Linked DNA regions of Homo sapiens: region 2 is linked to region 1. A link is an interaction called in ENCODE POLR2A ChIA-PET data of the cell type or tissue named here. Cell type or tissue: Panc1. All regions are shown on one strand. Links, peaks and the distances in the headings refer to the core of each region. The heading gives the core; the rest is flanking DNA.

Region 1 (7,603 bases), core at 1,001-6,000:
TGGAGCAGCATGGTTACAAACTAGGGAAGAGATACCAGCAAGATAGATGAGCCTTGATCCCACTGGAGGACATTTGTTTCACTGGAAGCTACTGTCAGCAGGCAGGGCATCTTTAGCCCTACATGGGGCCATCATCACCTAAATGAGCAGTCCCTATGGGGCAGCTCTTGGGGGTAGTGTCTGGAAGAAAAGCCAGGAGGGGCTTGCCTTGTGAGGCAGGGTGTGCTGGCAGTGTTGAGAGCTAGAAACTCACTACCTGCTCCTCCTTTCTTTCCTTGCCCTTCTCTTGTTGCCAAGGTGGCTTTTCTCTTGGTGCTAAACATCCCTGCCCCACGGGAGCATTTTTTTTTCCCATAGCATCTGGGTTTTGCTTTTCTAGAACCATGGTTTTCTTCTTGAAAACCCGGAATATTTTCAAGAAGGACTGGTTAATCTCACCTAATAGTTTCATCAGGAGCTGAGGCACAGGAACAGACAAGGTAGGCCTTCTGTGTGAGCCTAAGACAGTGGGTCTGATAACTGCCCCTCTGAGGATGAGCTCATGAGGGGGCTCACTGAGTGGTCTCTACTCAGCATAGACTCTGCTCCTCCAGAAATTCAGGGCAAAGGCAGGATTGCAGAAGTGAGGAGATTCCTGAGAAGGTGGCCTATGGAGCCTCCTAGTCCTTCTCTCCTTCTTGTCCATCTACAGTACTCAGGCACACTTTGTGTTTTACTCCCTAGTCCATGTTAAAATTTAATCCTGCTTTTCTATGCATTACTATAATGTGGGATGAATAGGGGACCATCAATGCTCATGCATCCCACGGGTAGACTCAGTCAGATTAGGATAACTCTCCACTCTGTACTCTGTGCCCATGGAAAGAAATGAGAATGAATGCACTAGAAGCACACATGCGTACTCACACCACGCTTATGTCATTCCCTGTGAGCTAGGAGGGCTTGCTGGGCATGAGGGTGAGGGGCAGCTCCAGGTTAGCCAGGTGCCAGGAAAATAGGCCTAAAACTGCATGTGAGGGGCTCTGTGTCAGGCGCTGGATCAGCAAGGACCAGAGGCTTTGGGTCAGCATTGTGGATCAGTTGCATGGGCTGGCTGAGAGCTGAGCATGGGCATCCTTTCTGGGCTAGGTTACATAAGAGTTTCTGCGCTTTTGGAAAGGTTCTTGCTTACCAGTGCATTCTCTGTATGGGGAAATGTTTTCTGAGTGAATATTTTTGACAAACATAGAAGTCCCCCATGTTATGTAAAACTGAAGAATGTTTTCTGATTTATAGACAAAAGCCATTAATGTTTAAATCTTTCTTTTTGATGAAAAAACTCATCTCAAAAACCAATTTCCATTTGAGTTGGGGGCTCAGCTACTACAGTTCCATGAATGACCCTATTTCAGCTTTAAAATGTGCTCAAAGCTTAGTAATGAGAAAATGGCTTCAACAAGTTTTTCCAGCACAAGGGCCCCATCTAACAGTAGGTAGTCAGAGGGCGCCACACAGAGCTCTCCCAGAGATGGGAGGAGAATGGCTGGGAAGTCCCAAGGAAGCCTAAACCAGTGCTGACAATGCTGCCAATCCCATAGAAAGTAGTTTGATGGAAAATAACCCCAATATGAGAGGAGCCCAGGCTGTGCTGTAGAGAAGGGAAATCTAAGAAAAGAACACATACCAGTAAGAGGCAGTTTAGGCCGCCTTTGGCTGTGGTTAAAATCCATTCATTTCTACCACTCATATTTTATATGGCAGCAGATTAGAAAGCCGTATCAGTTCTTTAAGTAAATCCAATAAAAACAAACAGGGTTCCAGAAGCCCCTGCTGTAGAAGCATTCATATTTATAGATATGCAAAGCTAGTATGTAGGGTAGTCTCTAACACCTACAATCTGGATATGGCTTTCAAGCCACAGAATTAGGCTGTTGTCTTTTTCTCCCTCAGAGAAAATCATGCTGCCTCCACATCTTAGGCACATAGATAGGCACCCACCCACTCACCACCCCACACACTACCCCCTGCAGCTGCTGTTAACCCTATGGTGTCAAGATGCCATGCATCACAGCAGAAGCTGAAGGGCTAAAGGGCTTGCCTAATGATGCATACCTTGCCTTTGTTGAAGTAGTGAATGATCTTCCGGCACAGTCCCTCCTTCCGCTGCCACTCTGTCTGCGATGGGTAGTGGAGGAATTCCCGTAGTGGCCGGTCCTCCCACTGCAGCAGCTCACAGTAAAGGAGCAGGGTAAATGCGGCCTCTGTGGGGACAGACAGCATGGAGGTCCAGGGGCTTCCCTTGCTCAGAGGCCCAGGAGCAGCCTGGTGTCAGAGGACTATGCTGGGCAGAATGCCAGCGCAAGTCATGTGCAGCCCAGGTCGGGGACACTGGATACTAAAGATGAAACAGTAGGGCTGCTCAACAAGCCAATAACCCTTGTCCACAGCATGAAGGAGCCAAATATTCTGGTAGACACCTTCCTTCCATGGCCTGGTCACCTGTTCCAGCCTCCAGATTAATAAAGAATGGTTCAGCTACCCAAAAATCTGTGCACAGGCTGCCTTGCTTTGGGAGACATTGACACATCAGAGAGAGCTCTTGGGTTCCTTTTTGCTCAACTGACTACAGCTTCCTTTCCAACCTTCTCAGAACTGGCTCTTAGGGCTCCATTACCAAAGGAACCTAAATTGATACTAGACCCAGAGTGAAGGCCTGGCAACATCTTACTCTATGTGTGGAACAATTAGAGAAGGTTATGTAAAACAACAGCAGTGAAATACCATGGCTCCCTACATTCCAAGGGATGAGTCATACTGAATCACAGCCACGGCTCAGGGGCCTCATTACACAGTTTTCTCTCTGTTCTATTTGTTCATTTTTAGTGGGCATCTCCTACTGGCAAGTTAGTTAGTTCTAGCTTCTGTGCTTCTGCCTGGCTTTCAAGGCCCTACTCAAATCTACTCCCCATGACTATGAAGAATCTCATTTCTAACCATTTATTGACCCACTTCCAGTTTTAGCTAGGCCCACTTGCCTGTGTCCACTCTTTAGGCTCCTCCTCATCCTTGCCTTTTTGCCTGTGCCCTTGCCACTGGAACTTCCTGCCAAGGAATGTACACGCCTCCTCATGGGATCAGGAAGCCTTTTCTCTCTAGGGACAAGCCCTGTGGAACTCAGGGCCTCCCTCTGGAGCTTAGGAAACCATGGAACGTCTTTTTCTTCCTTGCCTATATTCTTTTCAGATGTCATTCCCTGAGCCATCAGAGACAAGGCTTAGCACTCTTTCTCTGTTAAAATCCCTGACCCAGCCTCTCAGTCATGGCCCCGTTTCCTAGGAGTTTAGCAAATGCTTCTACTGATACATAACATTTATCAAAGTCTTTCTCTTCAATGCCCTCTCAGAGGGTTGCTGGGATCATGGGTGCAAGTGGATGCAGAGAATGGTAGACTCAGCCCAGTCATTTTATTTTATTAGTCAGCTGAATTTAAGATTCAAAGCCCAGTCATTTTAGATTTAATTCTTGCCAAGCTATGCTATCAGATAAGATACCATCTATGCCAAACACTCTCTAACGGCTAGAGATAAAGAAGGAGGATTCTCTGTTTCTACAAATCTATCTAATTGCAGTAGCGTTTGCAGACAAGGATAGCTTAAATTTCCTGATCTATCACACAAATTCAAGTCCTATCGCCTAAGAGCTAAGACATAATGGCTGGTCACCACAGTGGAGAAAATGGCTCTTTGGGGGGAACGATGGCATAAGTCAATCAGATAGGACACACATGCATGCACGTAACCCCGATTCAGCGTGGTTCTCAGTAAACAGATGTGACAGCCACTTTGAAATGCTTTAAAATTTGTTCTAGTTAGAAAAGGCCTTGATATTGGATTAAATTGTAGATACAATGAAAGGAGCCCTATCTGGCCTGTCAAGAAGTCAGATGAACATTCTTTATACTCTACACTGAGTGCACAATGTGAGGCTGCTATGCAGTTGCAGGGTCTGAAGAGCCTAGCCTGCAAGGAAGGTCTGCTAGTGAGTTCTGGAAGTTCCAGGGTTAGGGGGATATTCCTTTGTTATAACCTTAGCTCCAGCTTTGAAAGTCCTAAAAAAGGCTCTCTGTTCATAAGGAGTGACAGTGAGCTCAGGATGCTCTGAACCTGGTGCACCAGAATTTGGAGGTCACCCTTGAGACTTCAGAGGGGTGGATAGGAGGGAAGAAGAGTGAAACAGACTCAAGTAGTGGATGACATGGCACAAAGGCACAAGTGGAAGTTCTGCCTGCTTTCTCTCTACCATGTGCCACAAAGGAGTTGAGGGAAATGAGTGAGGTGAGGGGATAGCACAAGCCCCAACATTCTGCTGAGATCTGGCAGGCACCAGCCTGAAGCCTTTCTCTGCCTATTGTACAAATCCCTTCAGTTTGTCCTCATGGTCAGGCATGGCTCTCTCTTCTCCCCACTTACCTGTGTAGTTTTCGGCCTGCAAGTGCATGTCACAAAGCTTATGGATGTAGCGGATATACATTTCTTCCTTGTTAATCTCAGATTTGTAAAAATTCTACAATAAAGAGAAGGAAACACCTGTCAACTACCTGTGGAAGCCATAGCCAAGCTCTGGGCAGCTGGCCATAGCCGTGGGTGTGCTGGGCAGGAGGGGGAGGGCAGGCCCTGGAGGCAGACAGCACCAGAAGGAGAAAGCACCAGCCAGAAGGAACACCTGCTGTGGGTGGAACCACTGGCAGGTCTATGGGAGCCCTGGGTAGTGTTAAGAGGAAAAGCATCAGGGCAGATCAGGAGTCAGGGTTGACTGTGAATTGGGTATGTCAGGGTTAGTGGGTCCTTGCCAAGAGGCCAGGCTAGAGTTCTATCCAAAGAGAAGCTCGTTTCATTCCTTCCCCAAGTAGGAATGTGTTTGGGGGAGTGCAGGCCTCTAAGATACCAGTAACAGAGCTGATGTCCTGATTCAAACCCTTAGGCCTGCAGCCATGTATTGTAGAAGGGCCAAGCCAATCACAGTGCAGGACAGAAACCATTTCAGTAGGCAGAGAGAAGTCAGGGCCCATGTCCTCTCACCATCAGGTTAACAGTGCAGCCTATCTTCTTATTCTCTGTTTCCTCTCCTTTCATGCAGTCCCTGGAAGAGAGAGCACAGATGAGCACCAGATATGAAGTGGGGCCTTGAGACAACACATAGAACTGTACTATCACTGGGGCATTAGTATGACCAAATCCCAGATTGAGATGGCCTCCAACAGGAACTGCTTCCATAGATAAGGACTCTACTGTGAGCTCCTTTAGCTTTGGAACCACTCTCAGGGCTCAAAGATCTCTGTTCAACTGAGCCCCTTATTCTGGTGGCAGAGCACAGAGAGAGCCCAGAGCTACATCAGGGTATTAAGTGGCACCTACCAATGTCCTTGGCACAAAAGGGTATATGAATTAAGTGGAAGGCCAAATCCTCAACTTCCCAAAAAGGGAGGCACAGAATTCTCCTTAAAGGGCAGGTTTCATTTTGTAGGAGTGCTGAATAGAAGCCAAGACCCTCCACTTCAGGGCCCTAGCTTCAGGGCTCTGTACATGTTCACCACCTAGTTGACATTTCTCCCTATGGTTTCCTTCCTGTGTACTAGTGTTTGGAGCCATCTATCACCAGAAGCAGCAGGTCTCGTGCTTAAAGCATCAGCCAGGACTGAGCTGCATTCATACCTAGCAGGGTCTGGGTGTAGGAGGGGTCAGGGATGGCCTGTGAGAGATAGGAAAATAGGAACACTGAGAATGGATCTTTTCCAAGATAGGGAGAGGGTTGGTCAAAGCCAAGCTCCTCTGGAAAGGAGCAGAAGCCTGGCACAAGGAGATGAAGGAGAATGAGAACCAGACTGGTGAATCCAGCAAGACATCTCCTATGCCAGCCAGAGTGCCATCTGCCTGATGTGTCTCCTTCCATAGCAGCCCACACTGCTATGGAGAAGATCTAGTTTCTTGTGCAGCTGTGTATTAGCAGCTCTGGGGAAAAGCTGCAGAAAGGGGTTTATACAGATTTCTAGGGTCAGGTTGGAGAGTGTCTTTGGCTTTGCTCCACTGGCAGGCACAGGGCCCAGTGAAGAGCAGTACAGCTGGGAGTCAGGGTCCCTAGGCCAAGTCACTGAGCCTCTGGATGGTCATTTGACAAACCCAGTTCTCCCCACCTTCCCATCATGCAGAGGAAGAACCTTGGGATGACTTCTTTGAAAGAAAAGGATGTTGAAAATCCATACTCCTCTCATGATATTCTGCAAAGCCAAATGTCCTTCCTGTGGAAGTCTCCTGTCAGAGTTGATAGGTTTGAGAGGTTTGGAACCAAGGCCCTCCTTTCTAGGGGGGTTTGACCTATCAGCACATTCACCACGTAAGATATTTGGTTCCTATGTAGCCAGACATGAGGGTCCTGAACATCCCTCTGCAGAACCTGTCCCTTTAGCGCTAGCAGAGCCAGGAAACTGCTTGACTTTTCGAGGAGTGAGGCTGAGGTCAGATGGCCAAGTTGTTCCAAGCAACCCACACAATGGTAGAAGGCATCTGTCTCCCCAGTAAGTTGGCCCCATGAAGGGCAGTGAGATTTTACCTAGCCACTTTGGCATTTAGTGATTTGTATTTTCTATAAAGCATCTGAAACATTTACCACGGATTAACTTCTATTTGGCCATAACCAGAACTTCATAGCTAAGTCCCTTAAACAGAAAGGAACTGGCCTCAACACTGTGATACCAGGGGCATCCTACACACTTCTGTGCTCTATGACTGCTTCTCCTCTGCACTGCTGACAGCAGACTCTTTTTTTGTGTACCTCTGCATCACTTCTGTGTGGCTACTTCATGGTGGATGCCTTTTAAAGTCTGACTTAGGTGCAGCTGTTGCTTTCCTCTTGCTCTTTCTCTGAAGGGTGAGCAGGGAAGACTCCAGAAAGAGGCTTCTGAAGCATCCGGCTCACCTGAGTAGTGGGCTGGCTGGGGACTACATCAGTGACCAGGAAGCCCTCATTGCAACCTGAGAGGCCTGGGAAAGGAAGGCTTCATAACCCTCAGTTGCCCATTCCAGGTAGAGGTTCCACTCTGAGCCACAAGGGCTTGGCAACTCTAGCTCTGTCCCTGTCTGTTCCAGGCACAAAAAAAAAAACAAAAAAACCCTTCTAGGGCTCTGCTTCCTAACCTGGGAAATATAGTTACTACCAGTGAGAATCTTCATGTCTGACACAGAGTGTCTGAGATTCACACAAAAGTTAAAGACATTGATATAAAAGTTGAAGAGGTATTCCTCTGAGTACCTAAAGTTTTGCCAGTCTAAAATTGAGTCTTACATAACAGGTTCAGGTAATTCTAGAGTACAATCTATTGATTATTTGTTTAATCAATGTATGTATTTTAAAACTTTGAACAATTATTTTTTCCTTTTTGTTTGATGTCCTTCCCTTGAGTCATATCAACAACTATTTTCTTTTTCTTTTCTTTTCTTTTTTTTTTTTTTTGAGACAGGGTCTCATTTTGTCGCCCAAGCTGGAGTTCAGTGGCGCAATCTCAGCTCACTGCATCCTCGACCTCCCCGGCTAAAGTGATTCGCCCACCTCAGCCTCCAAAGTAGCTGGG
Region 2 (7,603 bases), core at 854-5,853, 68 kb after region 1:
GGTAATCTCCTTACCTTACAAGGGCCTGAAAGCTCACTGCCTGGAGATTATAAGCCATCACATGACATTATTCTTCCATCTTTCCTTTGTTCTCATTTCAATACCAAGCATCCATGACATTTTGTGCAGGATGAATGTTAGGAGTCTGCTTCTAAATGAAGTATCTTTTTTTGGAAACAGGGTCTCATTCTGTCACCCAGGCTGGAATGCAGGGGCATAATCATGGCTCCCTGCAGCTTCAACTTTCTAGGATTGCTAGAGCAATCCTCCTTCCTCAGCCTCCCATGCATATGGGACCACAGGTGTATGGCACCACACTCGGATAATTTTTTAATTTTTTGTAGAGATGAGGTCTCACTATGCTGCCCAGCTAGTCTTGAACTCCTGGGCTCAAGCGATCCTCCCTCCTTGTCCTCCCCAAATGCTAAGATTACAGGTGTGAGCCACCACACCTGGTCCCAAATGAAATCTCTTTAATGATTAGACTCCAAATTAGAAGCACAGTTTACAGTGAAAATTCCATTTAAATGGTATACTTAGTATGAACTACGCTGACTGAACTCACAGGCTTGAAATGGATTATAGATTGTCCCTCTTTATGCCCTGGCTAGATAGGTAGTCTGACACTTCCACCCCTGTGAGTGTTTACCTTGCCACAGCCAACAGGCCTGCTCCCTTTCCCCCACAGGCTTGTTAGATTGCTGCTCAGTGTGTATACAGCAATGAACACAATTGAAGCATGACCTTTGTCTTGTCACAAGACTTTGATAATTAGCCAACATTTATCACCAATCCTACTGAACACTTCAAATGATTTCTCCCAGTGTTACCGAATAGCACTTTCATCAGGAGCTGACTATATTTACAATCCTAAATTCAGGAAGGCTGTCCTACTTCAAGCTCCCTTATTAACCCGTTCTGAGACCTCAGGCAAGTTGACTCCTCTCACGAGCTTTATTTTCCTCATCTGTAGAATGGGGTGTAAGGGCCTCTTCTATAATACATTTACTTCACAAGGAAGGTTAGGAGACATGTGAAATACAAGTGTGAATGCGTTTCTGGCACCCTGTATTCCTACGTGGTCAGTGATTGTGTGACTCTGCAGGTCCCATCATATCTGGCTAGCATGATTTAGTCAGATTATCAGTAACACAAACAAGCCATGGCATTTTAGATTTATCGTTCATATCTGTCCTTTGTTAAGAGTTCCATATGAAATTCAGACAGCAAATCTTTTTCAGTCAAAGACAAAGTACATGACATATAAGAGATTTGGGCACTGCCTTGTCAAATGCTTAGAATATGTTCAAACAGAATAGAATACTAGCTAGTCTAGATTTAAAAGGCTGCTTGAATAAAAAAAGTTGATACTGCACTATGTAGATGAAAATACCAACATACTTAGTTTTTGTAACAACCAATAGCTGCTTACAGAAAAAAACAGTGGTTAGTTACTAGAACCTGCTGAAGAAGAGACCAAACTTATACTTTGAGAATACCAGTGCTGGTTAAAGGACATCACTGGTAAAGAACCTTTTGCTTCAGGGAAGATGCTGCAACTCAGGCATTCAATGAAAGTGAGATGCAAATGAAATTTTGGTGCTGTTTGTCATCTAAAATCCAATTACATAGTCCAGGGCCACATAAATATTAAGAAAATTTTTCTGAAGTGTTTGTGTGAAGCAGCAAGTACATGCAGAGATATTAGAAATAAAGTATGTCAGTGAGAGCAGTCTGCTGTTCCCCTTCCCATATATTTTGAAAGCATTTTCTTTCTTTTTTTTTTTTTTTTGAGACAGAGTCTCACTCTGTCGCCCAGGCTGGAGTGCGGTGGCGTGATCTCGGCTCACTGCAAATTCTGCCTCCTGGGTTCACGCCATTCTCCTGCCTCAGCTTCCTGAGTAGCTGGGACTACAGGCGCCCACCACCATGCCTGGCTAAATTTTGTATTTTTAGTAGAGACAGGGTTTCACCATGTTAGCCAGGATGTCTCGATCTCCTGATGTCATGATCCACACACCTTGGCCTCCCAAAGTGCTGGGATTACAGGCGTGAGCCACCGTGCCCGGCCAAAAGCATTTTCTTTAAGCAGTGCACAAAGCTCAAGTGTGTACAGTGGCCTTCAGTGACAGTGTGCCCCAAACCATTAATAAAATCTTCAGTATAGGAGCTGGAGAAGAGAGAACTGTTTACCAGCATAAACAGTTCCTGGTGGAAAAAAGATGACTTTCTTGGTGGCAGCTTTACTACTACTAGCAATATCATACGCTGGCAGAGCTAAGTCAAAGGGAACATCTATTTAGTATTACAAATGTGTGTAGCAGTGGGCTGAGAAATTTTTGTTCTTACACATTAAAAGTCAAACCTGGCCGGGCGCGGTGTCTCACACCTGTAATCCCAGCACTTTGGGAGGCTGAGGCGGGTGGATCATGAGGTCAGGAATTCGAGACCAGCCTGGCCAATATGGTGAAACCCCGTCTCTACTAAAAATACAAAAAAAAAAAAAAAAATTAGCCAGGCATGGTGGTGCATGCCTGTAGTCCCAACTACTTGGGAGGCTGAGGCAGGAGAATCATTTCAACCTGGGAGGCGGAGGCTGCGGTGAGCTGAGATCATGCCACTGGACTCTAGCCTGGGCAACAGAGCGAGACTCCGTCTCAAAAAAAAAAAAAAGTCAAACCTAAAAAATTAACCACCAAAAATTATAAAAATTCTAATAATTGTTTTGCTGGTGTTTCAGATTTATTTCTGTGCCTCAGAAGTTTATCCTAGCACAGTGATATTATTCTTAAAGAATCAGGCTCATATTGATCTTAATATATGGCCATTGAGCATTTGGTTGTCCCTGCAAGGCAGAACTTGATCACATATGATGTGTCTTCAGGAATAAAACCAGAAGTTCTTTGTGAAAGACAGACTAGGCTGCTAGTATATTAGATTGTCCTGACCCCTTGGGGAGCATAAAGAGCTCCCTGTCCATTTCTCTCTCTAATCCTTGTTGGTTCTCCAAAGACTGGAAAGGTATCGAATGGTATGGCAAGGAAACAAGAAAGCACAGGGTCCTCAGGGCCCCTTTCAGGGCCTTTTTTTTTTTTTTTTTTTCCTGAGACAGTCTCGCTCTGTTGCTCAGGCTTGAGTACAATGGCGTGATCTTGGCTTACTGCCACCTCCGCCTCCTGGGTTCGAGCAATTCTCCTGCCTCAGACTCCTGAGTAGCTGGGATTACAGGTGCCTGCCACCATGCCTAGCTAATTTTTTGTATTTTCAGTAGAGATAGGGTTTCACCCTGTTTGCCAGGCTAGTCTTGAACTCCTGACCTCAAGTGATCTGTAGGGCCTCTTTTATTTTCTTGGCTTATCCTTATTTCCTTGAGATAGTCCCTTCTCTTTTCCTCTCCTTCCTTTCCTGAGGGTATAGCAGGCTCTGTTCTTGGAAGCTGTGGGCCTGGAGGCAGGGCCCTCATGAACAAGATTAGCGACCTTTTAAAAAAAAAGACCCCAGAGAGCTGCCTTGCCCCTTCTGCTATGTGAGAACACAGAGAGAAGACAGCTGTCTATGAACCAGGAAGTGGGCCTCACCAGACATTGAATCTACTGGTGCTTTGATCTTAGACTTCCTAACCTCCAGAACTATGAGAAAGTTTGCTGTTTACATGCCACCCAGTCTATGGTATTCTGTTACAGTAGCCTGAATGGACTCAGCACCACCCCAGTGACATGCCCCTATGTGTGGATTCCTAGGAATAAACTGTGAGTAAGGCAGTAGGCCTAGGTCTTGGCTGCATTCTCTATTATAGTTTATCAAAAAATTCTGTATCTTAAGGGTTACTGGTTTCTTGCATAATCGTTGAGGAAACTGATCCTTTGATTATCACTTTGCTATCACCCCTGGAAGGAAGGAGGACACCCCTGGAAGGAAGGAGGACTCTCATCCCAACTTGATTTACCTGAGAAAGAAAACAGGCGGCTATCCACTGTCCTGGCAATGGACTGCAGCTTGACCACGTCCATTGACTGCCCAATGTGCACAGTGCTGGGCATGCTCCCCAGTGTCCCTCTCACAAACTCTGCCACCTCTTGCACGGTGAACATTTGCAGAAGCTCATCAAAGATGGTTGGGAAAGAATTGAGGAGTGCAGCCTGCAGAAGCAAATGAAGCTGTGGTTAGCACAGAGTTAGGGTGTGTGTCTATCTTTCATGCTCAGACAATGATACAAGGTGGTGAGAGGCTGAGAAGGCACTGTAGCATCTCTGCCTTCGGTGGGCTCCTCCCTGGCCACTGACTACAGCACTCAGGCATGGAGCAAGAAAAACCAAAAAGGAAACCAAAACAAGATAATTTACTGGGATCCAGGCAATTGGAGGCTTTCATAACTTGCATATAGCATTTGCTGGCAAGAGAATGGGGTATAAAGAAAAATCTGCTCAATGTGGCTTAAGATCCACAGTTGTTTTTGTTCATAAAATGGATTTAGATTTTTGTTTGTCTCTATGATCAAGTTCTTAACTTTCCAATTTTGGTTCCAAACTCAAGAAAGTATGGCAGAGAGAGCTGAGTTCCTTCAAGCAGCACCAGCTGAACTCTGCTCACAGCCCTGCAGCCAGTGATCCAGTTCTGAGAGCTGTACCATTTCCCCAGAATAGAGATTCTCATTTGCAACCATGAAATATGAAGACTTCATAAATTATTTTCTTCATAAGTGATGCCTGGTAGTCTCAAGAGTAAATTCAAGAGGATGGGAAATGTGTGTATTTAGTTAGCCATAAACTCTTGAGGACTGTTGACGTGGGCTTAGAGTTCAGCCACCTAAACACCCAAGCAAGGGGAGTGGGAGTGTGCATGTTAGGCTTTTCTTCTAGGATGTAAGCTCTGGCAGACCATAAGGTAGTTTCTTGAGAACAATCTGATAATAGAACAGTTCCACAGCCTTTGGGAGGCAGAGCACTATAGGAAAAAGAGAATGGGTTTTGGAATTAGACACGAGTTCAAATCCAAGCTTTACCGCTTACCTGACACACAAACTTTGGCAAGTTACTGCCTAATTCTCTGTTTCCCCATCTATAAAATGGGGATGATGCTATTACTTATGTCTTGATACTGGTATGAGGGAAATTTTTACATAAAGTTTCTAGTAGAGTGCCTGGAACACAATAGGCCTTTGATACATGCTGGTTCTTATTATTTTCTCTTGTCTAAGTGGAAGCAGCATGAAGACTTTTCACTTCTCAGTCCCCTTATGCCATTAACTCAGGATTTACAAAGAGAAATGGAGTGCCATCTTGAGACAAAAAGGTGAGAATGCACCCTTCCCAAATGGCAGGCTGGGGAGGGAAGGCTGTTTTCTTGACTGCTCCATCAGGCAACAGACACTGGCTTAGAGTGAGTGAAAATTTATGCCATGGAAAACAGGCTTGTGCTGTGGTCTTTATTCAGGCCAGGCCCAATTGGAGAACTTATATGAATTCTATCTGCAGATTTATAACTCCCTGGAATATCAAGGAGATTGTTTTGCAGTAATTAGAATCAGAACAAAACATATCATTGGCAGCTTAGATATAAAAGACAAAGCAGTGGTAAAGTAGGTGCTTTATAATCAATAACAAACAGTAACTCATTTGCTCTCTTAAATGGTAAAATATCCTGTACTTAGACACCAGGACAGAAGGACTCTCACACCCTGACATCTTCTAGTGGTCATAATCAAAGATATAAAGTCTAACTGAATAATATACATATATATATTATGTATATATATGCATATATATGTATATTATTATATGTATATTATTATACGTATAAATAAATATATATATATAGAGAGAGAGAGAGAGAGACAGTGAGAGAGAGAGAGAGAGAGAGTTGTGAAACTCAGGAAACATGAGCCTTGCACCAAAGAAGAAGGTCTGATTCTCACACAGGTCTTAGCCGAGACCAGATCTAAGCTATTTATCTTGATGTAGTAGGAGTGTGCCACTCAGTACAGGGCATTATTGTGTTACAAAGTTCCCAGAAAGCATATCTGCATTGCTTTGCTAGCTACCTCTAATCTCTCCATATTTTGGCTGTGGGAGGGGAATCAAAAAGGAAGATGAGCAGCTTAAGGTACTTAGAAGGGGAGATCACAGGTGTCTTTCTTACAGAAGCACCTGGAAGCCTTCAGGTACTCCCTTATAGAGTTCCTTATAGACTCCCTTATAGAGTCCACTCCCTTACAGAGTCAAGGAAGCCTTAAGGTACTCCCAGTTGATCACCTGTCCTCTGGGCTGAGAAACCTATAGGCAACTGGTATCAAGAGGCAACACAGAGGCAAGCGGAAAACAAAAAAGTAGACTATTTTAATCTTAAATGAGGCAGAGTTTAAATATATACTTGGGCTAACAATATACCTGGCAGTGACTGAATGACTGGACATGAGAGAGGCTGTCTGATCTTTGCTGACAGGTTTTGGTGTAATATTTAGCTTCAAAAAGTTGAAGAACTATACACTATTACATAAAAATTCTGACATTCATTTGTAAGGAAAAATATCTCCCTTTTGACTGGGGTAATGAATTCTTGATTTGTTCTAGGGTAAGGCTGTGTGGAAAGGTAACAGATTAGCTGGCCAGGCAGTTTTGTTTGTTTTTGAGACAGAGTTTCACTCTGTTGCCCAGGCTGGAGTGCAGTGGTGCAATCACAGCTCACTGTAGCCTTAACTTCTTGGGCTCAGGTGATTGGTCAGGTAGTTTTAATATAAGAAAGCAAATTTTCTTCCCATACTGATATTTCTAATATTGAATCTAATCTAATCTTTTTTTGAAGTTTTAATTATTTATTATACTTTAAGCTCTGGGATACATGTGCAGAATGTGCAGGTTTGTTACATAAGTATACACGTGCCATGGTGGTGTGCTGCACCCATCAACCCATCATCTACATTAGGTATTTCTCCTAATGCTATCCCTCCCCTAGTCCCCCGACCCCCAACAGGCCCAGGTGTGTAATGTTCCCCTCCCTGTGTCCATGTGTTCTCATTGTTTACCTCCCACTTATGAATGAGAACATGTGGTGTTTGGTTTTCTGTTCCTGTGTTAGTTGACTGAGAATGATGGTTTCCAGCTTCATCCATGTCCCTGCAAAGGACATAAACTCATCCTTTTTTATGGCTGCATAGTATTCCATGGTGTATATGTGCCACATTTTCTTTATCTAGTCTATGACTGATGGGCATTTGGGTTGGTTCCAAATCTTTGCTATTGTCAACAGTGCTGCAATAAACGTATGTGTGTGGCTGGGCGCGGTGGCTCATGCGTGTAATCCCAGCACTTTGGGAGGCTGGGGCAGGTGGATCACCTGAGGTCAGGAGTTCGAGACTAGCCTGGCAAACAGGATGAAACCCCATTTCTAATAAAAAATGAAAAAATTAGCTGAACATGGTGGCATGCGCCTGTAATCCCAGCTAGTCAGGAGGCTGAGGCAGGAGAATCACTTGAACACGGGAGGTGGAGGTCGCAGTGAGCTGGGATCGCTCCATTGCACTCCAGCTTGGGCAACAAGAGTGAAACTCCATCTCAAAAAAAAAAAAAAAAGAAAGAAAAAAACCATACGTGCGCATGTGTCTTTA

What was found. Peaks named below come from ENCODE experiments on the same cell type or tissue, not always from the same donor. Only the 100,000 strongest peaks of a DNase experiment are listed, where the experiment ranks them.
Region 2: POLR2A ChIA-PET joins it to region 1 with 11 read pairs; 6 of 35 experiments call an interaction of 5 or more read pairs at or near these places.

What each region holds. Positions count from the first base shown.
Region 1 is chr3:51,335,874-51,343,476 of GRCh38, reverse strand. DOCK3 (dedicator of cytokinesis 3) reads right to left here. Exons shown (of 53, transcript NM_004947.5): 36 at 5,058-5,118; 37 at 4,449-4,542; 38 at 2,092-2,240. Among named protein-coding and RNA genes, the nearest start is that of MANF, 46 kb to the left of the region's middle. RefSeq lists an enhancer at 2,724-3,608. In Panc1, for the core only: no CTCF peak of the experiment used is centred there; DNase peaks (open chromatin) are centred at 2,776 and 2,996.
Region 2 is chr3:51,267,351-51,274,953 of GRCh38, reverse strand. DOCK3 (dedicator of cytokinesis 3) reads right to left here. Exons shown (of 53, transcript NM_004947.5): 24 at 3,947-4,139. Among named protein-coding and RNA genes, the nearest start is that of MANF, 110 kb to the left of the region's middle. In Panc1, for the core only: no CTCF peak of the experiment used is centred there; no DNase peak of the experiment used is centred there.